3 separate regions of the Homo sapiens genome follow, and all the other regions are linked to region 2. Evidence: chromatin loops called from intact Hi-C (ENCODE). Cell type or tissue: A673. All regions are shown on one strand.

Region 1 (2,500 bases), 1.1 Mb before region 2:
TGCACTCCAGCCTGGGCAACAGAATGAGACTCTGTCTCAGAAAAAAAAAAACAAAAACAAAACAACAACTACAACAAAAAGTAAAATCCCTTCAGGATGTACAAAAGCAAGTGGCAGGCCAGATTTGGATCCCAGACTTTAATTTGTCTGCCCCTGCTAGAGGGTTGATGTCTTTTCTCACAAGGGTTCAACCTTTGGGATCAGGCAGGGAACACAAATTAGGGGCCTGATGCGTTTTCTGTGGAATTGTTGACAGTTTGCTTATTTTAGATCAGATTTCTGACTTACAAAGTTGCCGTGAGAATTAAGCCATATGTCATATGCAAAGTGTTTGGTGAGAGGTTGATACAGATGTGCTTAGAGTTCATTCCTTCTAAATTCCTACATTTAGGAATACTTATTTGAGTGCCTACTATGTCAAGTTCTATGAATATAAAGAACAAATTAAAAAGGGGGGTTCTTAGGATGGTTTCAACTGGAATTGGGGAAGTACGTTAAGTTCTCTCTTAGCACTGGGAGTTTGGGAACATAGCTGCTCTGAGGTCAGGCAATGTTTTCACACCTGCGTTTCCTTAACTATTCAATAGACCATCCAGTGAGAACCTGTACTGTCTTAGCATGCTTTTAATTTTTCCACTCACTATTGGATTCATCTAATTGTGTATTCTTCTGGACATGAGAGAGACTGCTAGGTGATAAGATGTTTAGTAAAAACGAGAATTATTTCAGAACTCATTAGTAGAGGATCACAAGGTTCCAGGCGCTCTAAAGGAGAAATTTAGGAAGGAACTTCCCAAGATAAGCATGAAGGTGGCAGAAGTTCCTTCGTTGATAATGGAAAGGGTTAAAGATCAAATCAAAATTATTGACAGGCTCAGGGAAAAATGCTGGCTTGAACCCCAGGTGGCTACAATCCCTCTTTAATGAATTAAAATCTACAGGTACTTAAAGATAATGGAAAGGGTTCCTCACACTACTTTCAGTGTTTTCAGTTGACTCAAGATGTTCACCTTTACCTGCAAGTATAGAATGTGACCAGGAGGTGGCAGTGGTCCCTAAAGGAAAAGCAGCTTGTATAGCTAGGAGCCTTCCTCGGAGGCCAGGAGGACTTTTCTTACCCTTCACACTAACCAGGAATCCATGAGATGTACATATAGCTATTCCCAAAACACTACAATGAACACCCACATGTGTGCCGTCCTATCTGTAGATCAAATGTGGCACTTACACACATTTAAATAGAAAACTGACCTTGTCGCCAGATGGCAGAGGATACCTGCATGCTTCTGTCAGTCATGGCTCATCCTTCTCAAGGGCTAGCTCTGAACTAGGCACTGTGCTGAGCATCTGCTATGGATTATTCCATTAAATTTTTACCATGCTCCTTTGAGATACATACAGCTAGTTTCACCTCCATTTTACAAAGGAAGGAACTCACTCAGAGAGTTTGATTAACTTGCATGAAAGGAGAGATCCAAACCCAGGCAGTCGGAGCCAAAGCCTGTGTTCTTACCTCCCAAACTTTCCTTCTCATCAGCTTCATTCAATAGCAAACAAACTCCTAGTCTTGGTCCTGCGCCAGGTCTGCTTTTTCTCAGACCAGTGGCGCCTACCTTCAGCACAGACCAGTGCCAAGAAGGGAGATGGTACAACTGAGTTGGAAATTAGGCTGTGTACAATGAAGTGGCTCAGACATGGGGATAAGGGTGGGGTGCTGACAGTGTCTGATAAAAGCACCCATTGGGCCAGGCGCAGTGGCTCAGCCCTGTAATCCTATACTTTGGGAGGCCAAGGCGGGTGGATTGCCTGAGCTCAGGAGTTCGAGACGAGCCTGGGCAACAGTGACACACCCATCTCTACTAAAATACAAAAAAAAAAAAAAATTAGCTGGGCATGGTGGTGTGCACCTGTAGTCCCAGCTACTCGGGAGGCTGAGGCAGGAGAATGGCATGAACCCAGGAGGCGGAGCTTGCAATGAGCTGAGATTGCACCACTGCACTGCAGCCTGGGCGACAGAGCGAGACTCCATCTCAAAAAAAAAAAAAAAAAAAAAGCACCCACTGTCCCTAAGAGCCAACACATGCTAAAATTCTGGCTCTTGCCAGCTGCTGCCTGGAGAGCACATAAGCATGCGGCCTGCCTTCTAAGTTATCACAAATGTCTACTGAGTTATGCAAATATTCTGGCCTGCCATAAGAACAATCTCCAGCTCCCCATCCTGCAGTTGCAGTGTCTGTTTCCCGACCTCCTGCTGTTCACAAGTACACACACACACACACACACACACACACACACACACACATTTTACAGAATCACCCCAGTACTAAGGTGCCCATTTCTATATTGAGTAGAATACAGCCAATAAAGAGACCCAGTAAATAATTCAGTGGCTGAAAGAAGATAGAAGTTTCTCTCTCACGTTACAGCCCAAGGGGAGCATGTGAGGTCTGAAGGCAGATTTGTTCTAAGCAGTCATTTAGAGGCTCAAGCTCTTTCCACC
Region 2 (2,500 bases):
AAACAGACTTAGATCTGACTCTTAATACAAAAGGTCAAAAATTAATGTAAGAATCTTTTGAAGTTCAGCTTAAATAATATTGCAAACAGTTTAGATGCTACGTTAGCTTTACTACTGAGAAAACTCAATCATCCTGGCCAATTTTTGTAAATTTTTGCACTGGTATATCATGATAGTGGTCAAATATTTGTGGCTTATTTTATCCCAAATCTGCACATTTAATTCTCTGTTGAATGGATTTGGGTTTTTAGGTTTACTTTTCAGTATCTGGTTTAAAGGAAAAAGAACTCTCCATCACAGCAGGCACCAAACTTGGAAATAGCAGGAAGAACTTAGAACGTAAATTCTTTCTCAGTCCCAAAAGAGATGCTGTTCCAGCAAGACTCGGGTCAGAGGGCTGGGCACTGCTGGGGCAAGTCATGTGGCTGATCTGAGATGAACTTGTTTTGTAAAGAAACAGATGATTTCTAGCTATGAGGCTGTTGTTCCTGTAACTTTTTAGCAACAGTTAAATCCATTCCAAAATGACAAGCAACAGAAAAGAACATTCTGAATAAACTACAGATGAATGGAGTTTTCTCCTGCCTCCTTGGGAATATTATGAGCATCTTACAAAAGGGGTCATATCCTGTTTCTTTCTCTGGTTGCTACAACTGTGGTTTGTATATTGGCTGTATCACTAATGTGAATTTATAATCCAAAAATGCCAAAAGAAAAAAAAATTAGCACTCCTTCACAAATATGCATTTTTTTTTCTTTCCCCACCTTCCAACAAGCACTGTTCTAAGTCATCATTATTTTTTTCTGTGCTGGAAGCAAATCCACACGTCTTTTTCATATCCTACTGTTAGTACGGAAGGTGAAATACTGACATAAATGAAAGGAGTTGCAAGTTCAGCATTAATATAAAACAGGCAAACAGTGTTGAGAGCGTTTATAACTCAACAGTGCCCCCTAGTGTAAGTTCAAAAGATAACAGGCTGGAGAAAAGTACATTAGAAGACATTGACGAATTTATATCCTTTTAAACTATCAAGGAATTTGTCTTTTGGGGTAAACCTATTTACTTTATCAAGATACATATATTATTTTCAACTAATAATAGGGCATTAAAAAGATCACATTCTGCAGCCATAAAAAAGAAAGTTCATGTCCTTTGCAGTGACACGGATAAAGCTGGAAGCCATCATTCTCAGCAAACTAACACAGGAGCAGACAACCAAACACCGCATGTTCTCACTCATAAGTGGGAGTTGAACAATGAGAACACATGGACACAGGGAGGGGAACACCACACACCGGGGCCTCTCAGTGGGTGGAGGGCAAGGGAAGGGAGAGCATTAGGACAAATACCTAATGCATGCGGGGCTTAAAACCTAGATGACGGGTTGATAGGCACAGCAAACCACCACGGCACATGTATATCTATGTAACAAACCTGCACGTTCTGCACATGTATCCCAGAACGTAAAGTAAAATTTTTAAAAAATAAAAATAAACAAAAAGATCACATTCAAGTGGGAGGCAATGGCATCAAGGTGTATGGAGACAGTGAAAAGTACCAATGCACATTTTGAAAGAAAGAGAGAGAGAAGGAGGAAGAGAATGGATTGCCACCAAAGCATACCAGCTAGAAGGAATAGCAAGAACTTGGGTGATAGTAATACGGTATTATTCTCTGAGCCAATACCCAGGGCTGTTGTTTCCTTGTAAAGTTCTTCTTGACCACCCGCTAGCACTGATGACCTCTGGCCACCAGGGCTCCTCAGTTTTCTATGGAATAATTTGTGCTTTTGTTCCGCCAAAGCTTGGGAAGCTGGAAATTAATCTTCTTTGCTTAAATAACCATGGCTCTTTCCAGAAGTTTCTGATCCCTGAGAATTACAATACTTTGGAATCATAAAAAGGAATGCTATGAAGCCAGACAAGAAGGTACTCAGCAAGCCAAAGACTCCGCCTAACAACCCTGGAGTGTGTCATGCTTTAAAGAATTTCTCCTTACTGGACCCAATTGATGTCCCAAGATGGAGCATCTATCATGCATATTGGCTCTCATATCTTCATTTTTCTCTTGTTTCACCAAGAGTTTATGTAGACTACTTATCCCCTCTTTGTTTGAATCCTCATGTTCTCAACATTCCCTTCACTATTTTAAAGAGGACTTTTATCTCGGTACTCTGTTGCATGAAGTTTTATCATGACTCCTGTATGGAAGATCATCAGGATCTACATTATGTGAAAAGAGAAATCTATGCCTGATAGAATAAAGCAAACTCTCATAGTTACACACTAGTTGTAAATTAATATCAAAATCCCACTAGATATGATTTATAGTTTATTGCATATGATTCTGCTTATGTTGACTATTTAACAGATTATGTAGACTCCTCATTTTTTTATCTTCAAAAAGTTTAAAGACTCCTTCCATGTACTGCTTTGGAAATATATTTAGATGAAGTCAATCATGCTTGGGATATTGATTCAATATCCCATTTTCAAA
Region 3 (2,500 bases), 410 kb before region 2:
ATTGGCTTTGGGGATGAAAAGCTTCTTTGTTGCATTAACTGTTCCATGAATTCCAGGGTCCTTAGCACCCTGCCCATTGTGGCCAGCAAAAACTACTCCCTCACATTCCCAAATGTCCCTGGAGAATAGTCAGCAGGAAGTACCACCTTTCTTTGAGAATAACTGTATAGACCAGTCAACTTTATGAATATAATTGAATCTGACATTATATTAGCAGAATGCTATGATCCAACCAAAAAGGGTTAACACTAGGAAATCTCTTAATGCAATTCACCACACTATTAAGAAAAAATATTAGCACCAATGACTTGCCTGGTAAAATTCAACATTTACTTTTTTAAAAGGAAGATAAAACACCACCACCAACAAATCAAAATATAATTACAAGTACAACACTTAGTAATCTGGGAATGGGGAAAACTACAGAAAACTTATTAGAAACCAACAGAAATCTTATTTAACAACGATATACTAGAAGTATTCCACTAATATAAGGGATAAGAAAAGGATATCCATTTGTACTGACATTCTAGTCAATGAATTAAGCTGGAAAAGAAAAAAGTGATAAACAATTGAAAATAAGTTGTCCTCAGATTGCCTGCTTGTTAATAGAAAAACTAAAATACCTGATAACTATTCAATCAACTATTAGAAAAAAATTTGTAACTCAGAAAAGTGGGCATATATAAATTAAAGTACAAAACTAAATGGATTTCTTATAATAAATATTTGCAAGATAATCATCATCTAGCAAAAGTATGTTATTCTTCAATAAAGAACATTACATAACTTTTAAGAAAAAATACCTAAATAAATGGAACTAGTACCATATTCTTGAAGGGGAAGATTCAATACTTTTAAAATAGGAATTCTTTCAAAATTAGTTTGTATATTAAACGCATTTGTGGGGGCAAGTTAATGAAAGGGGATTATCTCATTAAAACATGCTATAAAGTCACAGGTTTAAGCTAGTTTGGTACTAGCAGGAGGATAAACGAGATTAGTGGCACACATTAAAATCTAAAAACGGATCTCTGCATAACAAAATCTAACACATATTTTAAAACATGAAGAAAAGATCAAATGCTCAATAAATAGTCTTGGAATAATTTGACTTTGGGGTGAGGGAGGGATATAAAAGTCAGATTCCCATTACATATCAGTACAATAATAAAATGAATAATCCAATTAAAATGTAAAATAGTTTAATAGATGCTTCTCAAAAGAAAATGTATAAATGGCGCATTAAGCACATGAAAAGGCGATCAGCTTCACTAGTCATCAGGGAAATGCAAATTAAATCCACAATGAGATACGACTGCACACCCACTGAATGTCTACAATTTAGAAGAGTGACCCTAGCAAATGTTGACTTGGATATAGTGGAACTGAAACTTTCATCACTGCTGGTGAAAATGTAACATGGTATTAATTATTTGGAAAACAGTTTGGCAGCTTCCTCAAAAGTTAAACATTCACATATCATATGACTCAGCCATTCTACTCAATATTTATCCAAGAGAAAGGAAAGAATATGTCCACACAAAGATGTGTAGGAAATGCCCAGAGCAAAATATTTGTAATAGTCAGTAACTAGAAACAACCCAAAAGTCCATCCACAAATCAACAGGTGAATATACAGTAGTATTTCCAATCAATGGAATACTAGTCTGTAATAGAAACAAACTATCAATATATGCAACAACATGTTATATGTCAATTATAGTTCAATAAAGTAGGAAAGAGAGAATGACAGAGAGAGAGAATGAGGAAGAGGTTGACCAACACTAGAAAGGCCAGCACCAACTATCTTTAGTTTCTTCTTCTAGTTTCCTGTAGAAAGTAGGTCATAGCTCAGGCCGGCACGGTGGCTCATGCCTATAATCCAAGCACTTTGGGAGGCCGAGGCAGGTGGATCACGAGGTCAGGAGTTTGAGACCAGCCTGACCAACATGGTGAAACCCCATCTCTACTAAAAATACAAAAATTAGCCAGGCGAGGTGGCGTGTGCCTGTAATCCCAGCTGCTCAGGAGGCTGAGGCAGGAGAATCGCTTGATTTTGGGAGGCAGAGGTTACACTCAGCTGAGATCATGCCACTGCACTCCAGCCTGGTTGACAGAGTGAGAAAGAAAGAAAGAAAGAGAGAGAGAGGGGGAAGGGAGGGGAGGGGAAGGGAAAGGAAGGGAAAGGGGAAGGGAAAGGGAAAGGGAAGGAAGAGGGAGGGAGGAAGGGGAGGAAGGGAAGGAAGGAAGGAAGGAAGGAAGGAAGGAAGGAAGGAAGGAAGGAAGGAAGGAAGGAAGGCAGGCAGGCAGGCAGGCAGGCAGGCAGGCAGGCAGGCATGCAGGCAGGCAGGCTCAAAAACACTCAATAAGCTTAGTGGTGCAGGCTGCACCCTTACTGGGGAAACCCATGATTGTCCAGCAATATCTGTGGCTGGGTGGTTGAGTCTGTTGATCCAGGGATGAAATGTTAGCAAGCGCTTTGGCTTCAGAACTAAAG

What was found. A loop is a pair of places that touch in the nucleus more often than their neighbours do. Peaks named below come from ENCODE experiments on the same cell type or tissue, not always from the same donor. Only the 100,000 strongest peaks of a DNase experiment are listed, where the experiment ranks them.
Region 1: it touches region 2 in a loop (6-fold over the local background); 11 of 110 quality-filtered maps call a loop at or near these places.
Region 3: a loop joins it to region 2, with 3 times the contacts of the local background. A loop is called at or near these places in 3 of 110 quality-filtered maps.

The regions. Positions count from the first base shown.
Region 1 is chr9:110,182,363-110,184,862 of GRCh38, forward strand. No RefSeq gene overlaps it. Among named protein-coding and RNA genes, the nearest start is that of C9orf152, 25 kb to the right of the region's middle. In A673, a CTCF peak has its summit at 1,041 (motif pointing right); a DNase peak (open chromatin) is centred at 1,059.
Region 2 is chr9:111,298,585-111,301,084 of GRCh38, forward strand. No RefSeq gene overlaps it. Among named protein-coding and RNA genes, the nearest start is that of MIR7702, 29 kb to the left of the region's middle. In A673, a CTCF peak has its summit at 962 (motif pointing left); a DNase peak (open chromatin) is centred at 897; H3K4me3 peaks cover 346 bases; H3K27ac peaks cover 757 bases.
Region 3 is chr9:110,890,528-110,893,027 of GRCh38, forward strand. The region is part of intron 5 of LPAR1 (lysophosphatidic acid receptor 1); the gene reads right to left. Among named protein-coding and RNA genes, the nearest start is that of LPAR1, 150 kb to the right of the region's middle. In A673, no CTCF peak of the experiment used is centred here; DNase peaks (open chromatin) are centred at 1,334, 2,154 and 2,384; H3K27ac peaks cover 2,292 bases.